Regions from separate parts of the Homo sapiens genome. Here all the other regions are linked to region 1. Evidence: chromatin loops called from intact Hi-C (ENCODE). Cell type or tissue: Caco-2. All regions are shown on one strand.

Evidence for each region. A loop is a pair of places that touch in the nucleus more often than their neighbours do. Peaks named below come from ENCODE experiments on the same cell type or tissue, not always from the same donor. Only the 100,000 strongest peaks of a DNase experiment are listed, where the experiment ranks them.
Region 2: it touches region 1 in a loop (6-fold over the local background); 14 of 110 quality-filtered maps call a loop at or near these places.
Region 3: it touches region 1 in a loop (6-fold over the local background); 12 of 110 quality-filtered maps call a loop at or near these places.

The regions. Positions count from the first base shown.
Region 1 is chr14:88,008,948-88,016,947 of GRCh38, forward strand. It overlaps GPR65 (G protein-coupled receptor 65), which reads left to right. Exons shown (of 2, transcript NM_003608.4): 2 at 1,442-5,864. The coding sequence starts at 1,901. The coding sequence ends at 2,914. Among named protein-coding and RNA genes, the nearest start is that of GPR65, 7.8 kb to the left of the region's middle. In Caco-2, a CTCF peak has its summit at 4,984 (motif pointing right); a DNase peak (open chromatin) is centred at 5,004.
Region 2 is chr14:88,556,426-88,564,425 of GRCh38, forward strand. ZC3H14 (zinc finger CCCH-type containing 14) reads left to right here and starts at 6,612. Exons shown (of 17, transcript NM_024824.5): 1 at 6,612-6,744; 2 at 7,226-7,268. The coding sequence starts at 6,709. LOC124903405 (proline-rich protein 2-like) reads right to left here and starts at 365. Exons shown (of 2, transcript XM_047432047.1): 1 at 338-365. The coding sequence starts at 365. RefSeq lists a silencer at 6,401-7,110. In Caco-2, a CTCF peak has its summit at 3,635; DNase peaks (open chromatin) are centred at 6,546 and 7,096; H3K4me3 peaks cover 2,042 bases.
Region 3 is chr14:88,184,766-88,192,765 of GRCh38, forward strand. It overlaps KCNK10 (potassium two pore domain channel subfamily K member 10), which reads right to left. Exons shown (of 7, transcript NM_138317.3): 5 at 7,459-7,645; 6 at 3,202-3,344; 7 at 1-1,390. The coding sequence ends at 770. Among named protein-coding and RNA genes, the nearest start is that of KCNK10-AS1, 28 kb to the left of the region's middle. RefSeq lists enhancers at 4,511-4,650, 5,551-5,720 and a silencer at 4,751-4,830. In Caco-2, a CTCF peak has its summit at 4,768 (motif pointing right); DNase peaks (open chromatin) are centred at 4,776 and 5,216; H3K4me3 peaks cover 419 bases.

The DNA of each region.
Region 1 (8,000 bases):
CAACTACTTAGGGTAGAATTTTTTATTGTAACTCCTCACAGAAACCAAGCAGAGGCAGGGAAATTGCCATCTTTTCTCTACTGTCTGCAAATGTCTGTGGAATTTATTTTATTTTGTTTATTTTCTAGTTCACCCTTTCCCTGACAGCAGAGGTTCTGGATCCCATGTGTTTGGGATGGTCAAGGACCCCTTCTTACCTGCATAGGCCCAAGTTTTGTCTCTAGTTTCTCTGATCCCTAGTGAGTTCCTCCAGATCTACATATGTCTTCAGGCCATCCAGAGCTCCGGCGCTCACTCACCTCCCTGATAACAGCTCCCACCTCCTTTCTTCCATCACAAATTTTCCCCCCCTTTGGAAGCTTCCCTATTTATTTAAAAGGCTGTTTTTCACATTTTATTCCTGTTTTTTAGGTTGATAAAGCTAAAAGTTTTCAGGAGTTTTAGTTACCTGTTTAAGAGTGAAATATGATATATTTTCCCATATGATTTACTCTGCTAGTAGAATTCTTGTGACTTGTGATGGCAGGTCTTTTTGTGCTCAGGATTCATCAACAGTTGGGAGGGAGTGATTCTGGTGCCCTGAATAGTGTTTCTAGAAAGCTTTCTGTGAAGGTATTCACCATGTAAATGATCTCAGCCACCAGTAGGCCTCAGCAGCAAAGGGATATAGACAAAGTATTTCTCTACTCCAGTATGGAGAGAAGGATGGAACCTTTACTCTTATGTGAATCTATGACATCATAGCTTTAAAAAGACACTAACCTCTTAAACCATCAGATATAAAGGTGGAAATTAATGATTCCAAGATTTTACCCAGAATAAGAACATTCTGTCCTCTCATTTATAAAAGTATAAGAAAAATAAAGTGAGTTAGTCGACAAAGGAAATAAAAAGATAAACAGAAGTAGGATTGTCTAATTATATGCTAAGGCTTAACAAACTGCTACATTTTAAAATTCTAAAACTTTATTGTATTTCTATTATAGTATTTCTTTGGATAATAAGGTGATTTTTGAAAGTGCCGTACACCTAGATTGAATATGAAATTAGAAATTTGAAATCACATAACCATACAGTTGATCACACATGCAAAAGTATTTACCAATCACAGACAAATAACAGAATTTTTTATCTTTAGCTGCTGAAATGACTTTTTAAATTGAGTTTTGTGTTCTTGGGTTATATCCATTGAGAAATATAATTCGCTCTAATCTAACATGCCTCAGGTAGTTCTTATTTGATATAAGTAAAATGTCTTGACTTGATTTTATTTACTGAAGTCAATAAGATAATTTTCCCATTTTAAACACCTTCACTGTAACTTAATGCATTTTCAATATCTTCAATACATGAAACAAAAAGGGATTATTTCAAAATCCTGATTGTAATGAAGTCATGCATCTTAAACATCTAAACAATTTTAATTCATCTTTCATTACAGAAGGAAAGGAATTTTAAAAGGAAATACCAATCTCTGTGCAAACAAAGCCTTGTATATTCATGTTTGCACCAATCTACTGTGAGATTTATGAAGAAAAACAAATTGCGGACAACTCTCTATGTACACTTACAAATGCCTCAGTTGATGCTTGTGGGCTGTTTGTCAGCGTTCTGTGATAATGAACACATGGACTTCTGTTTATTAAATTCAGTTGACCCCTTTAGCCAATTGCCAGGAGCCTGGATTTTTACTTCCAACTGCTGATATCTGTGTAAAAATTGATCTACATCCACCCTTTAAAAGCATTGATGAATTAATTAGAACTTTAGACAACAAAGAAAAATTGAAAAAGAATTCTCAGTAAAAGCGAATTCGATGTTCAAAACAAACTACAAAGAGACAAGACTTCTCTGTTTACTTTCTAAGAACTAATATAATTGCTACCTTAAAAAGGAAAAAATGAACAGCACATGTATTGAAGAACAGCATGACCTGGATCACTATTTGTTTCCCATTGTTTACATCTTTGTGATTATAGTCAGCATTCCAGCCAATATTGGATCTCTGTGTGTGTCTTTCCTGCAAGCAAAGAAGGAAAGTGAACTAGGAATTTACCTCTTCAGTTTGTCACTATCAGATTTACTCTATGCATTAACTCTCCCTTTATGGATTGATTATACCTGGAATAAAGACAACTGGACTTTCTCTCCTGCCTTGTGCAAAGGGAGTGCTTTTCTCATGTACATGAATTTTTACAGCAGCACAGCATTCCTCACCTGCATTGCCGTTGATCGGTATTTGGCTGTTGTCTACCCTTTGAAGTTTTTTTTCCTAAGGACAAGAAGATTTGCACTCATGGTCAGCCTGTCCATCTGGATATTGGAAACCATCTTCAATGCTGTCATGTTGTGGGAAGATGAAACAGTTGTTGAATATTGCGATGCCGAAAAGTCTAATTTTACTTTATGCTATGACAAATACCCTTTAGAGAAATGGCAAATCAACCTCAACTTGTTCAGGACGTGTACAGGCTATGCAATACCTTTGGTCACCATCCTGATCTGCAACCGGAAAGTCTACCAAGCTGTGCGGCACAATAAAGCCACGGAAAACAAGGAAAAGAAGAGAATCATAAAACTACTTGTCAGCATCACAGTTACTTTTGTCTTATGCTTTACTCCCTTTCATGTGATGTTGCTGATTCGCTGCATTTTAGAGCATGCTGTGAACTTCGAAGACCACAGCAATTCTGGGAAGCGAACTTACACAATGTATAGAATCACGGTTGCATTAACAAGTTTAAATTGTGTTGCTGATCCAATTCTGTACTGTTTTGTAACCGAAACAGGAAGATATGATATGTGGAATATATTAAAATTCTGCACTGGGAGGTGTAATACATCACAAAGACAAAGAAAACGCATACTTTCTGTGTCTACAAAAGATACTATGGAATTAGAGGTCCTTGAGTAGAACCAAGGATGTTTTGAAGGGAAGGGAAGTTTAAGTTATGCATTATTATATCATCAAGATTACATTTTGAAAAGGAAATCTAGCATGTGAGGGGACTAAGTGTTCTCAGAGTGATGTTTTAATCCAGTCCAATAAAAATATCTTAAAACTGCATTGTACAGCTCCCTCCCTGCGTTTTATTAAATGATGTATATTAAACAAAGATCAATATTTTCTTAATGACTCAGGGTCTTTATTGTTAATGCCAATTGTTTTTGTATCTGTGCTATAATCCCTTAGAGTCAGTAAAGTATGTAGGGGACTGTTTCTTCCTTTGTGTCTGGGTTTATGATTTTTCTCACTCTTTCTTTGGACTCCAGGGTGTCAGCCATCAGGTCTCCTAATTTTGTGTACCGGTCTCCAACAACCCCAGCTACTGAATACTGCTTCTAATCTCCTCATTCATTAACAAATCTTTATTTTTTTATCTTGTATAAAATAACTGCTTTATTGACACAAAATTTACATAACTTAAAATTCAACTTTGTATTGTGTACAATTCAGTGATTTTTTGTATATTCACAGAGCTGTGCAACCATCACCACACTCAAAAAATTTTCATCACCCACCAAAGAAATCTTATACTCTTAGCAGTCGCTCCCTGCTCTCCCGTCCATGCCAGTTATTAATTTACTTTCTGTCTCTAAGGATTTTCATTACTCTGAACATTTCATATAAATAGAATTATACAATATGTGGCCTACTGTGACGTATTTCACTTAGTATAATGGTTTCAAGTTTTATCCATGTGTAGAATGTATCAGCACTTCATTTCTTTTTATGGCCTGATAGTATTCTGTTGCATGGTTATACTCCATTTTGTTTATCTAATCACTTGGCTTCATTAACAAATATTTATTGAATCCATTCCATAAACTAGGTTTTGAGTTAAGTACTGGGGCTATGAAAGAAATGGTCTCATGAAGCCTCACGAAGTTTACATTAGTTCAAAAGCCTAGTCACCGAGCTTGAAAGATTTCTATATAAAGGAAAAGGAAATAGGCTCTGAGTTTTATTTTGATCTCTTTTTAATTTATAACTGGGTATAACATAGCTGAAATTACCAGAAGTTTAATGCATAGACAAATAAATAGTTCTATTATATCTTTCTTTTTGGACTTAGAATGTTAGAATATTTTGAGAGTTCTTTTTTTTTTTTTTTTTGAGTCAGAGTCTTGCTCTGTAATCCAGGCTAGAGTGTAGTGGTGCGATCTCCACTCACTGCAGCCTCCACCTCCCAGGTTCAAGCGATTCTCCTGCCTCAGCCTCCCAAGTAGCTGGGATTACAGGCACCCACCACCATGCCCAGCTAATTTTTGTATTTTTAGTAGAGACGGGGTTTCACCATGTTGCACAGGCTGGTCTCAATCGAACTCCTGACCTCAAGTGATCATCCCACCTAGGTCTCCCAAAGTGCTGAGATGACAGGCGTGAGCCACCATGCCTGGCAAAGAGAGTCTTGATACAACATATTCTTTTGAATCCTCATTGTGTAAATTGCCTCGTTGTAAATAGACACTCAGTAAACATTTTCCTCACCAAAATATTTTTAAGGATTTTTCTACCCTTCTCCTTTTCTCTTTGCTTTCCTTTTCTTGCCTGTTCTTTCCACTCCCCCCAAAATGATCAGATAGCAAATGTCTTGATAACATGAGGTGCCCTCACATTAAAAAACAAAATATTGAGCCGGGCGCGGTGGCTCATGCCTGTAATCCCAGCACTTTGGGAGGCTGAGGTGGGCAGATCGCCTTAGGTCAGGAGTTGGAGACCAGGCTGACCAATATGATGAAACTCTGTCTCTACTAAAAATTCAAAAATGTGCCAGACCTGGCCTGGTGGCATGTGCCTGTAATCCCAGCTACTTGGGAGGCTGAGTCATAAGCCTGCAATGGGAAAATGGATCGAATCTGGGGTGAGGGGGAAGTGATGTGGGGGTTATGGTACCTCTTTTCTCTTCCAAAGATGCTGTTCTTACTGCATCACTTGTGGCTGGCCAGGAAAAGCCATGCAGGAGTTTTGTTTGTGGCCACTAGGTGACGATCGTGTTCTGTACGGGACCTCTTATTAATAGTTCACCACTAGCCGCCACTCCAGAAGAGCGGAGGAACCCAGGATAATATTTTGTCAACCAAGAAACAAGAAGTCCCTCCCAGGAACTGGAAATGAATGGGGAAAATGCTGAAATCTCATTTGCACTATTCATTTCTCTTCTCTCTGGAAAGCTCGGCAATCATCAGGTCATTTCATTTGGCTTAAATTCCATGTGTCTTTCCAAACTTTTAAAAGCTGGTGAAAATTGTTCCACCCATATGTAAAAGAACATAGGTTAAGTTGTCTAATTCTTGCAGGAATGTGGATATAGCATTAAAAATATGTCTTTGTATACTTATCTTACCCATGTAAGAAAAGAGTGGCCAACTTTCATATAAATAGAAAGAGAACATTTAAGCTATATGCAGTTTGCATTTTTGTCTACTATTATGAAATTATTATCTATGAAATTCAAGCTGTAACTCAACATATGTATAATTTTAATTTCTAATTTATTGTTAGATCTCAGCACTTAAAAAATTACATCTTGTATTTGAATTGTTAAATCTGTTCCCTGCAAAGAACAGTAATACAATCATGTTCTAATTTACTAGCATTTGCATATTTTAGAAATATAATGGCCTGTAATTTACTTTTCTTTTGCCTATAATTTTCTGAAGCTCTTTATGATGCACCGGTGCATTTTTATTTAAAAAATAGATTGTGACTCCTCAAATAATGTTACAATTCGATGTTCAAAAAGCAATCCAGGTACATAGCCATAAAGGGATGAGCTAGAGAGGTCTCCATATTATCATTCAATGTGAGAATAAAAATTCTATATTTTATTCTAGAATAAAATTATAAATTTCTTTATCTAGGAAATGTGTGTTCATTGAACTTCAAATCTAACACAAGCAAGAAAGCTTACCCTGCAATGACTTGATTTGCCAATACTGTTAAAAATATTAACTTTAGTTCTCAGCATTTCATTGAAAGCTGTTAGATATTTGCTTGAGCTTGTAAGCATCCTTCTAAAAGAATTATTTTCAGAATTACTCTAAAATTTCTGGTATTGCCTCCAAGACTGTTGACACTAACAAAAAATTTAACTTGGAAACCTCGATTGAAAATTTAGAAACAATTCTTGTTCTGATCTCCAGAAAGGACAATTTTAAGGGTATTCTCACTGGTAATCACAATTGTTTGTTGGATAAATAAATAATAAGTTAATTAATCAAACAAACTAAAAATGCTGCAGTTTTACAGTTTGTCCTAACCTCAGGATTCAGTTCCTAAAACCTTTAGGGCTATTTGTATTCCTGGTGGAAAATTTTAAGATTATATGGGAAAGTAAGGTTAAAGAGAAAGAGTCTCCCTTTAGGAAAGCTGTTATTAATAATTTTTACATTTGCTGAACTAAAATAGTAGGAACAAACATTAGCAAATGACATTTTATTCATCTTAAATTAGTAGTAACAAGAATTGTCATGTTAATTTCCAGCTATCATTCCTTGCTCATGAGAAATGTTTTTAGGATATCCCTTCCTTAAATTTTTAGTAAGCTGTTCATCAGTTGACTTACTTTTGTTGCAGACTACACAGTGGCATGAATCTCTGTTCATGGAATCAGTGCTGCGAGAAAACATTGTTACATTTTCTTTATCAGCTTAATTGTAAATCCCAGCCCACATACCACCAAGCTATAGGAAATTCCATCTCAGGCATTATGGGATTGTCTTCCCCTTTTTGGTTTACACCAGAATCGGGAGGTTTACATGATGCTAAGAAAATGAAAGGGGTCTTTGATTTATAGTCACCAGTGATGGTAATATTGCCTAACCTTTTAGTGGTTGCTTGATTCCTTTACGGCCTCCCTGAATCTCTTGGGGCACAGGGCAGGACCTGATAGGAGCCAGTTAATGGCCCAGATTCTTGTGCATCAGGTAGAGTTTCCTTCAAAATGTCGTATATCCTCATGCGAACTAAAAATAAAATCCTAAAATTCTAAGCCCCCCAACTGACTGAAAAGACCCCTCTTGGCTGGGGGACCCCAGAGAAACCTTAAAAACTGAGTTCCTAGCCATGACAGAATGGGAGCTTGTACACACCTCATTGCACCCACTCTGTTTTACAACTTAGACACAACAACTGACCAGTGTTAATGTTAAAATGGAGATCATAAGACTGACAAAATGGACTCTTTATGGCTATAAGATACTAAATTGTAAACAAGACCTAAGGTCACGCCAAGCAAGAGTTAAGTCACATACCCCCGTACTTAAAGAATAAACTATGTTCCACCTGCCACAAGATTTTTCTTTTTCTCTAGCAGCTAAACAAGCACTGGCCTCGAGATAAGAAATATTGAAACAATTACAGCTCACCAATTGCCAGATGCAGCCTGATTTCACCCCTCTGTTCCACAAGCCATCACTACAGCTCTGATGTGACAAGAGGTTGATTTTGGTAACTTTCTCTTGATGAAAGACCACCAACCATGGACTGGTTCTGGCTGGTTTACAGAGGCTGCGCACTTGAATGCCTCTGTGTCTCTGCTTCACCTTTTGACATACAAGGCCTAATTGTAATGCATTTATATGTTAAGTCTCCACACAAAAGTGAACATGCAACATGCATGTTTATTCAGTGCACACGCGTTAGGACACCCTTCATGAATATTTATAGCTACTCTTATAACCTGCTAAATATTTATACTTGGCTAACCTGTTCAGCATAAATCCCTGTTCCATCCTCCCCTCCCTCAATGTACCTGCCTTCTGGCTTCTACCAGAGGCTACGTTTCCCAGCCTGTCAAAATGACCACTCTGCAGGCTGTAACCCTTTATGAGAAATCAACTCTCCATTCTAAATGTAACATCTCATAATGTTTCAGCTGACACTTCAGAGCTGCCTCTTTTTAGGAATGCCTGACATCCAGACCTACATGGTTCTTGGCTTTAGCAATGGAGCACGTAGTACCTAAATAAGTCAATCAAAGCCACAGTGATTGGTT
Region 2 (8,000 bases), 550 kb after region 1:
AAACCCTCATCATTTTACATCCGGATTATTGCAACAAGGGTGGTCTCCTGGCATCTGGTTTCTCAGTTCTCTCTTATTTCCTTGCTAATACCAGGCTTCCTTCTCTTATCACTCTTAATGGACTCCCAAGGTTAAGTTCTTCTGCCTGACCTATAGGGACTTTCCAAACGGGCCTCTCTGACCACCTATATCGCTTTCTGCCCCTGTCAAGCTTTGCCCCTGGCCAGCAGCCCCTCCTGCCCTCTTTCCACTTGTCTAAGCCTTCTGCTTCTCTGCAAGTAAGACTCTGCTTCCAGGATGACTTTCTAGCCACACCATTCCACAGTGATCTCCACACTTGGCAAGAACTGTAAAAGTTGTTTCATGACGGCTTCTTTTATATCTCCTAGGATTCCTAGGACAGTACTGGGCAAAGAGTAGGCACTAAATAAAAACTTGTTAATTGAATCAGGAAGAAAATAAAAGAATTTTAAAAATAGAAAATGACCATAAAACCCAAGAGATGTTAGACAACTGAGTTGAACTTCCTCCCTCACAGTCCACAGATGTCATTTACTGACCAAGTACCTAAGCCCTATTTTCCCTCAGCTATGTTAATTTGGCAGGAACATTCATGGGAAGGCACTTGAATAACACCTTCAAAATATTAGACATAAAATTATTAGCTTGTGTTGCATATCTAAGGAAGTGAGATAATTTATATGGTGCCACCCCCAAAGATACAAAAGGGTGTAAGTAAAAAGTCCCCTTCTCACCCTGCCTGCTAGACACCCAGCTCTTCTCCTGGGAGGTAACCAGTGTTCCCTCATTCCTCTGTATCCTTACAAAGATGTTCTGCAGAGTTACAAGAAACTACATATAAGTATCTTTACCCCCTCTTGTTATCCAGAAGGTGGCATACTTACACATACTTTTACACTGGAAGTTATTTCTTACTAAAATAAATAAAATGTAAAAAGAAAGCCCAGCACATAAAATGATGAAAGACAAAAAGATGAAAGAAGGCTGGGTGCAGTAGCTTATGCCTGTAATTCCAGCACTTTGGGAAGCCTAGGAGGGCAGATCAGCTGAGGTCAGGATTTCGAGATCAGCCTAGCCAACATGAAGAAACCCCGTCTCTACTAAAAATACAAAAATTAGCTGGGCGTGGTAGAGCATGCCTGTAGTCCCAGCTACTGGGGAGGTTGAGGCATGAGAATCGCTTGAGCCCAGGAGGCACAGGTTGTGGCGAGCCAAGATCACGCCACTGCACTCCAGACTGTGTGACAGAGCAAGACTCTGTCTCAAAAAAAAAAAAAAAAAAGGAAAGGAAATTGTGGTTTGGTGGGTGCACTGACTAGTGTTTTCTTAGAAGTTCAAAAGTTAATCTGTTTTGATAGCATGGTGAATACCCACCGTATAAATTATCATCATCTGCAAAAATCCAAATTGAATGAATGCCCTGCCACGCAAAGATAATGATTCCTGTCTGGGCGCGGTGGCTCACGCCTGTAATCCCAGCACTTTGGGAGGCCGAGGCGGGTGGATCACGAGGTCAGGAGTTCGGAACCAGCCTGGCCAATATGGTGAAACCCCGTCTCTACTAAAAAAATACAAAAATTACGCCCGGCACGGTGACTCACGCCTGTAATTCCAGCACTTTGAGAGGTCAAGGTGGGCAGATCACAAGGTCAGGAGATTGAGACCATGCTGGCTAACACGGTGAAACCCCATCTCTACTAAAAATATAAAAAATTAGCCAGGCATGGTGGTGGGCACCTGTAGTCCCAGCTACTTGGGAGGCTGAGGCAAGAGAATGGCGTGAACCCGGGAGGCGGAGCTTGCAGTGAGCCGAGATCGCATAACTGCACTCCAGCCTGGGCGACAGAGCGAGACTCCGTCTCAAAAAAAAAATTAGCCGGGCAGGTGGCACACGCCTGTAGTCCCAGCTACTCAGGAGGCTGAGGCAGGAGAATCGCTTGAACCCAGTAGGCGGAGATTGCAGTGAGCCGAGATCGCACCACTGCACTCCAGCGTGGGTGATAGAGTGAGACGCTGTCTCAAAAAAAAAAAAAAAAGATGATCCCTGAGGAAGGGGACAGTGAGGGCTAGAACTAGAAATGTGTGGCCAGGCGCGGTGGCTCACGCCTGTAATCCCAGCACTTTGGGAGGCCGAGGCGGGCGGATCACGAGGTCAGGAGTTCGAGACCAGCCTGGCCAACGTGATGAAACCCTGTCTCTACTAAAAATACAAAATTTAGCCGGGTGTGGTGGAGGGCGCCTGTAGTCCCAGCTACTTGGGAGGCTGAGGCAGGAGAATCGCTTGAACCCGGGAGATGGAGGTTGCAGTGTGCCGAGATCGCGCCATTGCACTCCAGCCTGGGGGACAAGCGCCAGACTCCGTCTCAAAAAAAAAAAAAAAAAAAAATAGAAATGTGAAGTCTTCGGTCTCTGAATCTGCACCTTAAGTTCTGCCTACCACACTCAATACTGTGTCACATGCAACACCTTTTCAGTTGCAAAAGAGCAACCATTTTATGGATAGATTCCCCTGGACATCAGAGAAATGATTATCTTGGCAGTGTGTTTGTTGAAATGGAGAAGCATGTCTGCCTCAGTAGCAAGTGACTGCTGTGACTGTAATTCCCAACACTTAGGGCTTTTGATCCAAGTATGTCTATGCCATGTGATAATCACTATTGGAAAACACTTGTCCATTCAGCCCACATATATTTAGAAGCCAGGTGCTGCAAGGAGAAAGGTAAATAGATGCATACCCCTGTCCTCAAAGACTCACCATGTGAACAACAGATGAATATGTAATTGTAGTAGGTGAGGAAATTTATACATGGTTATACTTTATAGTCTGAATGGACTGGTAATGTCTCGTTAATCACTGTGATCAGCTTCTGCTTGAGTCTGGAAAAGCAGACTCAAAAGGCTGACAAAAAAAGGTTGACTGAGTACTCAAAGAAAAGCAAAGCTTTGGGCCTGGCACGGTGGCTCACACCCAGCACTTTGGGAGGTCGAGGTAGGCGGATCATGAGGTCAAGAGAGCAAGGCCATCCTGGCCAACGTGGTGAAACCCTGTCTTTACTAAAAATACAAAAATTAGCTGGGTGTGGTGGCACGCGCCTGTAGTCCCAGCCACTCGGGAGGCTGAGGCAGAAGAATCCTTTGAACCCAGGAGATGGAGGTTGCAGTGAGCTGAAATCACGCCACTGCACTCCAGCCTGGCGACAGAGTGAGACTCCATCTCAAAAAAAAAAAAAAAAAAAGAAAGAAAAGCTTTTCAAGCAGGAAGACACCCCCACTCCCACCCCACCTTCCCCCATCCCCTAGTGCTTCTACACACTCACACACGCACACACGTGCAAAGGATGTGCAACATCCAGCTGAAATACAACCTGAGAAGAGATTGCAGACGTGGTTGGGGGGCAATGTTAGAAGACTCATGGCTCCATGGAGATGGGGTTGGTACTCAGCCCTTCTGACTTCAAAGCCAATGCTCTTTTCAGTCATCTTCTCTTTTTGGAAGACAGCCCAGAGCCCTCTTAGCTGGCACTTTGGGTTTGTTGAAATCTGGTCTTCACACTGTCCCCTAGAGGAAAACATGTTGTTTCCCCTAAATCAGAGAACATTTCCAAGCTGGGAAAAAAAAAAAAATACTGTCCAGTATAGTCTTTTTCAAGCCTAGCACTCCTACTCCCTCTAATGGCTTCTCTTAGGGCATTATCATGAACATCTTCTTCGAGATGTGATGTAGTTTGTGAAGCTGCAGTTTACAGGGAAGTGCCTGGAACTGCACTGGAACACCAAATGAACCATTGGTTTAGTGGGTTTGCCCCTCCTGTGATCGAGACATCATAACATCTTAGATCTAAATGTGGGAGGTCTCAAGCAGCCTTTCAGTCTCTTTTCCACAGTTGTCCTAAAAGTTAGCTCATGGTCCTAAAAGTTAACGCTTTCTTGAATATATTTTAATAAGTTTCCCTACTCTGAATATGTTTTAATGAAAACATTACTTTTTATTAAATGTTATTCTCAATATTATGTTAATATTGACTGAGAATTGGGTACCCAGTAATGGTAAAACATGTTTTTGTTCTTAGTTCTGAAATGGCTGGTAAAGGAATAAAAGTAATTCATCTGTCTTTTGTATTGTGAGTGTCATGAAAGCAGGGAGTTGGTCTTGCTCCTCTTTGTGCTCTGGCTCCTACCACTGTATCCCAGTGCAGGTACTTAATTTTTAATCAGCAAGCATAGTACTGCTATAAGCCAGGCACAGTTCAATATACTTCACAAATATTAACTTATTTCATCCTTATAGTAACCCTTTGCAGGTGAAACTAGTATACCTATATCACAGATAAGGAAACTGAGGCACAGAGATGAGAAGCAATTTGCCGAAGGTCTCAGAGGGAGTGGCAGAGCCAGGATTCAGACCCAGACGGTCTGGCTGCAGTGCCCTTGTTCTGTGTCATTCTGCTCTGCTGCCTGTCATCAATGCTGAATGAGTGTATGATCACTGGATTTATCCTTGAGGAATGCTTTTGTAAATTAGGTCTTTAATTTCTTTTACCCTATTAATATTTAATGAGTGCTTACTATGTGTCCAGCATCCTGAAAGGTTGGAGAAATATAAAGCCCTACAGAGAGTTTATAATTTTGTTAGGGAAGACACACACACACACACGAAATAACATTGCACAGAATATATTATTATACTAATAGCTTCCATATAGATGCCATAGGAATTCACAAGAAAGGATTATATGAGATTATTAAAGGACCACGTGACAGACCCTAGGTAGCCCCACAACTCCTGCTTCTGCTGTCCCCACAACCCACTCCTGACCCCTAGTGTGGATTGCTTAGGTAATAAACATGGCAAAAATAAGAGGTTTGGCAGATGTAATTGAGGTCGTGAATCAGCTGATTTTGGGGTCAGGTCCTGGGTGGGCCTAACTTAATTAAATGAAAGCCCTTGGCTGGTCTCAAACTTCTGGTCTCAAGTGATCCTCCCACCTCTACTTCACTGAGCTGAAATTACAGGCATGAGCCACTGTGCCTGGCTTTTACTGGCGTAAGTGAACAGACATGTTAGTGAACCCTTTGGCAAAGAACTGTGGGCAGCCTCTAGGACTTGAGAGTGGCTTCCAGATGATAGCCAGAAAAAAATCTGGGTCCTTACTCATAAAGCCACAAGGAAATGAATTATTTTTTTTTTTCCTGAGACAGGGTCTCACTCTCTCATCAAGGCTGTAGTGGCATGATCTTGGCTCACTGCAACCTCTGCCTCCCAGGCTCAAGCAATCCTCCCCTCTCGGCTTCCCAACTAGCTGAGACTAGAAGTGCATGCCACCACGCCCAGCTAATTTTTTGTACTTTTGAAGAGACATGTTTTTGCCATGTTGCCCAGGCTGGTCACGAACTCCTGGTCTCAAGTGATCCGCCAGCCTAAGCCTCCCAAACTGCTGGGATTACAGGCATGAGCCACCGCACTCAGCCAGAAATGAATTCTTGCTAACAACCTGAATGAGCCTGAACATAGATTCCTCCTCAGTCAAGCCTCCAGATGAGAATACAGCCTGCCTGACACGATTGTAGCCTTGTGAGACCCTGAGCAGAGGACCCAGTGAGGTTGACCCACGGAAACCATGAGATGATAAACGTTTGTGTTTTAAGCTGCTAAATTTGTGGTCATCTGTTATGCAGCAATGGATAACAGAGACCACTCTCAGGAATTAGTGGATATGAGGGAGAAAGGAGACCTCTCTGTGCTTCCTCTGTTTCCCAGGTTTTGTGATCAGGGATAGGGAGAATTCGGCTATTGATACAAATAGGGGAATCAACAGTAGTAACCTATTGAGTGGAGGAAGGGGAGATGAAGGCGACTTCTGTCTAAGCGCTGAGTTGGGAGAAAATAAGAGTAGTTACTTAGAATTTGGGAGTGGGGTTTGTGTGAGAATTCAAGGCTGATGGAAAATTCGGTCATTATCAGCACAGAGTTGACAACTTAAGTCCTAAGAACAAAAGTGTTGTCCCACGGAGGGTGTTCAGAGAAGCAGGAGGATGGGATTCGTCTCGGGGAGAGGCCACGGGTGGCCCTGGAAGAAGGAAGGCAGAACCAAACCCAGGAGGGCCAGTGTACTGCAGAGTCAAAGAGTTGACGGATTGGCTCTGTTGCTCTGGATAGTCCATTTTCCCTTCAAGGGTAATTGCAGTGCAACCTCTAATGGGCAGACTCCATTTTACAGGTAAGAAAAGTTGAAATACCTGGACCGATACCATACTGACAGTAAGTGAGGGCTGGATTTGAACTCGCGTCTCATATCACAGCCCAAGATCTTTCTGCTACACATTTAATTCATTCTTACCATCCAAGAGAGAATAAAATGAATAAGCGGAGGGCCAGCAGAGAGACTAACGAAAGGTCCCCGAGGTGCCCGGGAGGCGGAGCTGCAAGACCACCCGCACGCGCACGCCGCCGCCCTCCTTGCCTGAGCACAGGTTTCGCGGGTAGAAGGCGTGCGCAGGCGCGGACACGGGCGCATGCGCGTTCACTCCGGCGCGCAGTGCCGGCCGGGGCGGGGATACGCCGTGTGCGCGGCCGGGGGCGGAACGGAGGAGGAGGCGGTGGTGTCCCGGCTGCGGGGTAGGAGTCCGCGGCAGCCTCCGGGTAAGCCAAGCGCCGCGCAGTGCTGAGTTCCCGCACGCCGCAGAGCCATGGAGATCGGCACCGAGATCAGCCGCAAGATCCGGGTGAGGCCCGTGCCGGTCGGGGGTGGGAAGCCAGGTCTCGGCGAGCGGGCGGTTGTCAGGAGTAACGGGGACTGTGGGCCCGGGTGGACGCCGCGGCCTGGCCTCCGCTGGACGCTCCTGGCGGGCTGCGGCTCCTCCTCGTCCAGGCCGCCTCGGCCCTGGGGACATTTGCGGCCTCGGAGCGTGGCTGCGGCTGAAGTAGCCGCCGGGAAATGGAAGGACAGGCGCAGGCCCGGCTGGAGCCACCACCGCGGCGCACGGCGCCGCTTTGGATCCGCTGCGGGAGGTGGGCGCCGCGGGGCTGGGGCTGGAGCTGGAGTGGGGTGCGGGGTGGGGGGCGGTGCAGGCGAGGCTCCTCCCAGCCCCCGCCCGGGGGATCCGAGGTGCGCGCACCAGCAAAGTGGCCTCAGCCGCTGCAGAGTCCGGTCTTGTTTTCCTAGAGCCGCCTTTCTCACATGCACGTTTGCTCTTTTTCTCTCAGAGTGCCATTAAGGGGAAATTACAAGAATTAGGAGCTTATGTTGGTAAGTGTTTTTTTGGTTGTTAGTCTTACAGAATTTAGAGTTTGCAGCTAATAGAATTTTAGTGAATGCGTATTTCTCACCGTACTTTGGACATTGGGAGAGACTCCCTTCTACCTTCTTCAAATCTTATACTCCCTGGTTACTTCTTTATCATCTTTTTGCAACCTTGTTTTTTTTCTCCCAAACCTCCTTCTGTTATGGTGTTTTGAAATTTAGTTTCCTCCGTTAAGGCTCTGTTTGACCGAATTTTATTTTATGTTTTTCCTATTCTCTCTCTCTCTCATTTTAAATTCTAGGGACGGGTCTCGCTACGTTGCCCAGGCTGGTCTTAACTCCTGGGCTCAAGCAATTATCTGACCTTAGCCTCCCTAGGTGCTGGGAGTGCGGGGATTACTGGTGTGAGCCACCATGCCTGTTTAAAGTTTCCTATTCTTGTTACTTTCCTCTTGACATTTGTTTTTAGAACTCTGATGTTGGATGTGAATGTTTGATGCTTTCTGGCATTTGCTTCTGTAATGGTTCAGTGAGTTTTATTTTCCGATCTCTTTATGTTTTCCCTCTCTCTCTGAAACAGTAAGGCTTTTTCCGTCTCTTTATTCTTTTATAATTTGAGTGTTTACTCTGGGTCAGGTACTGTGCTTAACTATTGTATATGTATTAACTCAGGATAATCCCTACGAGAATCCTGGAAGGTAAGTGGCAGTATCTTTGACTGTGTAAACAAGGAAACTG
Region 3 (8,000 bases), 180 kb after region 1:
CAGTTGATGTCATGTTTTCACCACTGCTCGCCAGTTCATGTGGACTACCTACCCCTGTGAGAAAGACCAAACTCAGCAGGCTTCTGTCATTGGTTAAGGTGATATCCACAGTGTGATGTGTTTGTGATTATTTTTTTTCTTTTGTCATGAGAAAAGCAATTGCACCTTTTCGTACGTGTGCTCTGATCTGCTTCCAACAAATTCCAGGTGCTCTCAGGTCCCCACAGACATTCATTTGGAGCATAGAAAGACTAGGTATGATGCACTGAATGGTTGGTATCAAAATTCAAGCTCAGAGCACATGCCAAAATGTCAACTCCAACGCTAGTTACACATAACCAGCTCCCACCCAATCAGGTCCCCTTCTGTGTGTGCACATATTACTACGACTCCACTAAAAAGACACACCTGTTTCTTTCAGGAGGCTGGTCTAAGGAATAGCTGCCCTTGTCTACGTGTGTGCCCAGGTAGCACTGCCCAGGGGTACAGCACTGCCACTGAAATGCCCTTAACATGTACGGCCAGAACCGGCTACGTGCACGGACACTCTTGGTGTGTCCTGCGTTTGCTATCTGAAATGAAGTTCTTGTTCTCTGATTCCTTTTGGCAGAGCAAGCTTTCAGTTGTTTATGGCACAGTGAAATATATTCTTCAATGCTATGTAATTTTGGACTAAAAAGTCTGTTTAAGGCACATGTCTCAGTGTGAATATTAAAAACACACACACACACACACACAACGCTCAGTCCAAGACCAATGTCCTTCACATTTAGTTTCTGTCTTCAAGTAATGAGTTGTTCTCCGGCTCCCGGTCTTTGGTGTCCGTGGGTATCATTCCGTTCTCCAACTCAGCGTGCTGCTGGATACAGTCCGTCAGCATGGCTGTGCTGGAGTTGTCTGAGTTACACATCTTTTCCGTCTCCTCCTCTTTCTTCTCCTCGTCCAGGGAGTAATTCCGGAAGGTCTTGTAGATTTTCTGAACGTCCTCGGGCAAGGTCTTTTTGAGGTCCTTGTTTTTCCTCTTGGTGAGTCTGGAGGTGGACCCGAACTTGTTGATGATGTTGTCCTCGGACGCACCCTGCCCATGCTTGTTCAGCTGCTCCGGCCCCTTCAGGCGCAGGTTGTTGGGCCGGTTGTTGATGCTCTCCTGGGATGAGGCCTTGAAGCGGCCGGTGTCCAGGGCAGCAAAGACAGAGCGCTTCTCGGGGGACAGCATGTCCAGTGAGTGGGCCCGCTGGTCCAGGCCCAGCCGCCGGCGCTCCATGCTGCGGATGGTGGCCGCCCGCTGCAGCTTATCGTGGATCTCCACGCTGAGCCTTCGCCGTGTCTCCCGGAACTCAGCCGTGACATTGGCCTTCCACTCTGCCGCATGGGCCTTGATTTCACCCACCTGGCCAAGAGACAGAAGAGCAACAATATGCTGACAAATGCCTCCCTGCCTTGGCCTCCCAGCACCCACAGCCCTCGGGTGTCCCCACGGGGAGGCCAGGAGGTGACGGAGCACATGCCCAGGGGGAGGTGCAAATGCTACCTTCTGCCCTAGTACTTCTGCCACCTGGACACCCATCCCTAATTGGCTAGTAAATAAGGTGGCTCAGGGAGACACACGTGGTGGGCAACCCCAAGAAGCCTCAGATTTGGAGATGGTGACTTAAAGAGAGGGGGACGGCATCCTGCAGGAGAGGTTAAAATGTGGAGTTGGACAGGCCTGGCTTCCAGCTCTCTCTTATCAATTGCATGGCCTCATTCCCCCAACATACACTTGAGTGACCATATATAGCTCACCTGAGACAAGGAAATGCACCTCACTCAGTCCTGGGCACAGCAGATGTTCAGCAGGCCTTCTGCCCTCCCTGCCTTTCTGGTTTTCTATCCTGGCAGGGTGACCAACTTGTTCCAGTTTGCCTGAGGCTGTCCCAGTTTTAAAACAGAGTCCTGTGTCCTAGGAACTCCCTCAGTCCTGGGAAAACTGGGATGGGTGGCCACCCTATCTGGGCCATGCTATGGTCATGTGCTGTGGGGCTTTCCCTGGTTTAAGAAGATGCTCCAGGGCACCTGGTAACCCACTTCCCCCAGTCAGGGTGCAGGAAGACGGCCTATTCTGCCAAAGCCCACAGAACAGGCCTCCTTAGAGTGGAGTTTTGCCTGAGGATCAGCACCAAATTTCTTGGCTCTTAATGAACAGGGCAGACAGTATAAGTCCCATGCTTCCCTCTGCAAATGAGGAACTCAAATTTGTGCATCCAGGAAAGTCAATATTCATGTTGTTCCCTTCTCTTTTGTTATAGCTGATTTTCAGCAGGTCAGTTAGCTGTCTGGGGAACCGGTCTGGAAATTGCATTGCTTACTTTCCTGGCTTACTTATATAAACCAGGAAAATTAGCATATGGGCCCAGGAAACTGATGTGGGAAATCTCTCCATTCAGCAACTTTCTCCTGGGGCCTTTTATACAGAATGAAGCAAACAGAGGCTGGCCCTCTATTTCTTTGGTTTTTCTTATCTCCCTTCCTTTCTTTTAGCTCTTTTTTTTCTCCTTCCTTGGCCTTCCTCCTTTCTTTTCCTCTCTTCCTAAGAGAGCTACATGAATATTTATTTTTTAATCACAAAATCTATCTTTCCTTCATATGTCTTCCTTTACTTCCCTTCATGTAAAGTTACATGCACGGCCCTTCCTCAGGGATGTATATTTGTCTCTATGGATGTGACAACCAAGAGGGGATAAGTGAAAGAGGCCCATTGGGCTCACTTCCCCGTAGCTGGTCAATGTTCGATGATTTCAGTTTCTTACTGAATCAGGAAAGATTCTTGGCGTTCAACTGCCTTTCTGCACAGACCCTGAGACCGGAAGGACAGGCTGCACCCCCCCACACACACACTCAGCCATAGTCTACCTCTCCTATTTATTTTCATTTTCATTTTTTTAAAATCAGCTGTTGTTTACTAGTTTTTCCAGGATTTATGGGCTGGTAAACGAATCACCATATTTTCTCACCTGCCAAAAAAAGAATCCAGAAATAACTGTATTCTATTCTCCTTAGCTTTGAAGGACTGATTCAACATGAGGAAGCCTATGACCCGCCCCCCGCTCCCCCTGCAAAACCGAGCCAGAAACACTCCAGCCCACAGGACAGAGACAGGCAATTCTGGACACAAGCTCATCTGTTCTCAGGAACATTCATAGGGTTAGGAAGGGGTCCTACCTCTTCTTTTGTCTTTTTGGACAGAACCCGTAGCCAATCTCCGATCATACTGAGGACAGCTGCAAAGTAGGCAAGGCCAACAAGGATCCAAAACCACACTAGGGGCTTATACCACTCCCGATAATTGATGCCAGCGTTTCCCCCTGAAAACAACCAAATGTTACTTTAACCATGATCTAGCATATGGTCTTTGCAGAGAACACATATTCCATTCCATGTAGTGAAGACGTCATCCATCATTGTTTAACACTCAGCTGTTAGGTTTGCTGTGTACAAGGTGGACCGGGGTTAGAGGGCAAGGGGGGTACCCATCCCTTACCCAAAAAAGCCTAACTTAAGGCTTTACTTCCCTCGATTCTTGACCACTAACCTTAATACCAGAAATAAAAAACGCCAGTGGCCAACTTGACCTACTAATGCTTGACCTGAGCGTTAAGGATGAATAACTCTGAACTACAGGACAACAGATCAGGCCTGGTTGTCATTGTTTTTTCTTAAACTTCTCTAAATTTATTTTAATAAAAATCAAATATAATCATATCACCCCCTATGGTTTGGAATTCTTGGAACCATTTCCATCTTAAGCACCCATACATTTACTAAGAGACAAGTGGATGTGTGAAAGTAAAATTAGCTTTAATGGCATTACTGGGATTTTGATGCAAGCAATAGTGATTTAATGCTAACTGAGGAATGGTGTTTACATAGTGCTACTCCAAAGGGTCAGTTAGGCTGAGTAATTAGAGTCACCATAAACTAGAACTAAAAGGGACCTTTGAGGCCAATCCCTTTATTTTATAAATAAGGATTACAGTAAAAATCCATCAAACCAAATTGGCCAGTTGCCTGATTGCATTGACTGGCTGTTCCATTGAAAGGACCAGTCATTTATTCTGAATAATTAGCCTATTTATTCTAACCTTCCTACAGACACTGCTGGAGGCAGCCATGCAAAACAGGTTGCAAGCCCAACCCACCGTCCTAAAGAAGTGAGGAAGCTCCTGGAAATAACGGACATCAGCCTCAATCTCTCTCTGGGAAACGCTATTGCCTAAGGAAGCAGGCAGTGGCCATTTCTAAGATGACAGATACTAGCAATGGATTGGTAACTATCGTATTAGGTGATGAGTGATTACAGACTTTCCCACCAGACCAAGGTTGTAACCACATCTAGCGCCACTGAGTCTTACGGCAAAGGCAGCTGGGCAAGAAATGTGACCTGTGGCTCCTCTCGACAAGCTCAAACCCAATCAGCAACACAGCGCAGCAGACCATGAGGCTCGACAGCTGCTGCCACTTCTTAACGTTAGAATTCCAACTTCTCTGTGCCAAGCCCCCTTCGGTTTGGTGCAGCTGCTTTTGGTTTTTCCTTTCAGACAACTCTCTCCTGCATCATTAGAGCTGTAGGATACGATCTGAGTTCCCGCACCAGTAAGTGGTTTTTGAGGTTCATTTCGTTTCTGTGCTACGCCAGAGAAATCTGTAGCTTTCTCCTGTGGGCTATCTGGGAGTAAATATTTACCTTTGCAAGTCACTATTACCCAGCAAAGATGGTCACTAGGGTGCGCTAGTGAACAAGGAACAATGAAGCAGGCAGTCAACACCCTTCTAAGTATCCCTTTATGAGCTGCTTATCTGGATTCGGAGTTCTGTGTGTGCTCCCAGACAGAGTTGCGAAATATTGTAAGGCTGTCCTAAAGTGAGTCAGCTGCAAAATAAATCAGCAATCAATCCTGCAGGATCAATGATCTGATTACATTTCTAGTAGAGTTCATACTATGTCGAATCACAGCAACCATCAACTCTTGTTAATGTATCGTTTTCCAATGATTGGGCAACCTTCCCTATCACTCGCAGACTGTTACCAAAAGATAGAGATAAACTTCCAGTCTTTTCAGGCATGCATTCTCCAGATTGGTCTGTGTAAGCTCGGAAAACTGGAGCTTGGAAGGGGTCTGGCCTAACTGCAGTCAGCACTGTGACTTTTAAGAGACCGTGGTCTACAGAAACCTCAGGACAAAGGAAATATGGCTCTGTAATCACTGACAAGGGCAGTAAAACTGTGGATGCCTGGGACTGTGTAGGTTGTGCCCTTACTAGGTAAGTAAAGATAAGGTAAAGTACTAGTTTGTACTAAGTGCTCAGTCCATGGTAGATAACAAATAATAAAAGCATCACTTAAAAAATCTCACTCCCAGGCCTCTGCTATTTGTGCCTCAGATTAACAGACTGAACTGAGCCATTGGTTAGAGATCTGTGTCTGTCACAGGTATCTTATAATAGACAGTCCTCAGGACAGCCCAGTGCTATCCCAGAGAGCTCTAAATCACCACCCACTGCAGGTTATGCTTTGGATACTTAAAGATGTTTGTGAAATAGTTCAAAATTCCAGCTGCCACTACATGTGTTTGCCTTAGATTGGAAACACCACTGAGTTTTCCCACGGACCGGCTACGGATGATGCCAAGGGATTAACTGGAATACATCTATAACTGTTCCTCTTACTTTTCTCAGTTTCTCTGTACAGTCTCTCTTCGGAGCTTGAGGCCACTAACTAGACATCCATGGTTGAGCACTGTGCGTAAGGGGAAAATGGGTAGAGTCCCAGGCTACAGGCTTTCTGTAAATGATTTTTAGTCACACTGACTAAAAATCAATTTTTAGTTAAAAGCTAAAAAAAACTAAATTTAGTCACTTTGCAATTCTTAGTCCTTAACCAATAAAAAGGAAGGGGAAAAAAAACCCTATTATTTCTACAAAGTGGAATTCAGTCTTTGTCTGCCCAATTGGAAGAGCTACAAAACCACTCTGCCAGTTATTTGTATTATAAAATTAACAGGGAGGCACGCATGCCCCTATTGATGAGCCTTCAGCAATCTCTTCCAGAATTTCCTGTTTGCCAGACTCCCAGAGACCAGAACCCATCCTCCTGATGTGCACAGTATTCCATGGAGAAATCAAGACACTGCTGGGATCACACGCCAAACAAGAACAGTCTGGCCAGGTGCAGTGGCTCACACCTGTAATCCCAGCACTTTGGCAGGCCGATCACATGAGCCCAACAGATCAAGACCAGCTTGGGCAACATGGCTAAATCCCATCTCTACGAAAAATACAAAAAATGAAAATAAAAAATAGCCAGGCATGGTGGCACACGTCTGTAGTCCCAGCTACTCAGGAGGCTGAGGTGGGATGATCACTTGAGCCCCAGAGGTCCGAGGCTGCAGTGAGCCATGATCACACCACTGCACTCCAGCCTGGGCAACAGAGGGAGACCCTGTTCAAAAAAAACAAAAACAAAAACAAAAACAAAAAAAAACAGTCTGCTTAGGGCTCAGGTCAGGCTGCCACTTCACCAGGAACTGGTAAAGGAAACACACACACACACACACACACACTCCATCCAGACATTTCAAACTTGTGACAGATGATAGAGTTGTTTGATCAAAGTGTTCACTTCTTGTAGTAGAAACTGATCACTTGTCTGAACATCTAGAACTATCCTATTAGAAAAAGAGAAGGATGGCCTCTTCCTTCTATCCGTACCTTTCTACCACACTTTTGGGAAACTGGTGCACATATGAAACTAAATCTCATTTCATTTGCAATTTCCCTGGCCCTAGATGAAATTGATGATTTTTTTTTCACTTCCTTAAACATAGCTCATCCACATTTATTTTTACAAGGAAGGCTATTGCTTGTATATACACTCCTGCATAATCCATGAGCTTATATTCCCTCTGGGCAGTTCTCAGCTCCCCATAGTCACCAAAGTCCTCAGCTTTGTATCTGGGCATGTGCAGGACAACGTTTGCAGAGACAATGGCTCTCACCTGGGAGTCAGGAAGCTGAACCTGCAGGTCACTGCAGACCAAATTCTATGCTAATCTCATCTGAGTTTCCTATGTGCCACTTCCTAACACAGCCTTTATCATTGGATTAGAGAGGTTTAATTCAATTCAGAAGTTCAAGATTTAATGAGAAATTCACTTTAGTCTTGCATAATTTGTGTGACGATAAGGGAAATAAGCATCCTGAGAAGGAAAGGGTTGGCTTTCTTTTCATAGCAGAAAAAAACCTATGGTATTTATATTACATAGGACTAGGGATTTGAAATGAGCCTCTTCACAGCAGTAGTGACACTGAGTCATCTTCATTTGCTTCTCCCGCAACATCTTTTATCGATTGCGAAAAGCACAGCCAACAGATTATTTTTCCCGCCAGAGCCCCAGTGCCTGGCCTGCCCAGGGTGCTTACCTGCCACAAAATCACCAAAGCCCACCGTGGTCAGAGTGACCACCACAAAGTAAATGGACTCCAAGGCCGTCCAGCCCTCGATGTACTTAAAGATGACAGCAGGGATCGTCACAAACACAATGCAGCCGGCCAAGATGAACAGGATGGTTGAGATGACCCGGATCTTGGTCTGACTCACTTGCTTTTTCTAGGAAGAGCAAAGGAGAAAGATAGGCAAGTCAGCGGCATCACCCTGGATTCAGGATATAGATGCACAGAAAACGGTACTGTGTCAGTGACTTTTAACCTTTCTCTGGTCATTGGCTGCTTGGAGGAAATTTGATGAACGCTGTGAACTCTTTCCTAGAAAAGTGCATTCAGAATTTTTCAAGTGGTCTAGGAGGTTCTCAGGCTCCCTGAAGCCTGTTCGTGGACACCAGGTCAAACAAACAAAAAAATCCTGCTTAGCCAATGCTTTGAATGTTTCTTGCATGGTTCCATGACTGCAGCCCAAATGCTGATTCTGACTTCTCACTGGTGCAAATATAATGGTTTCCCAAAAA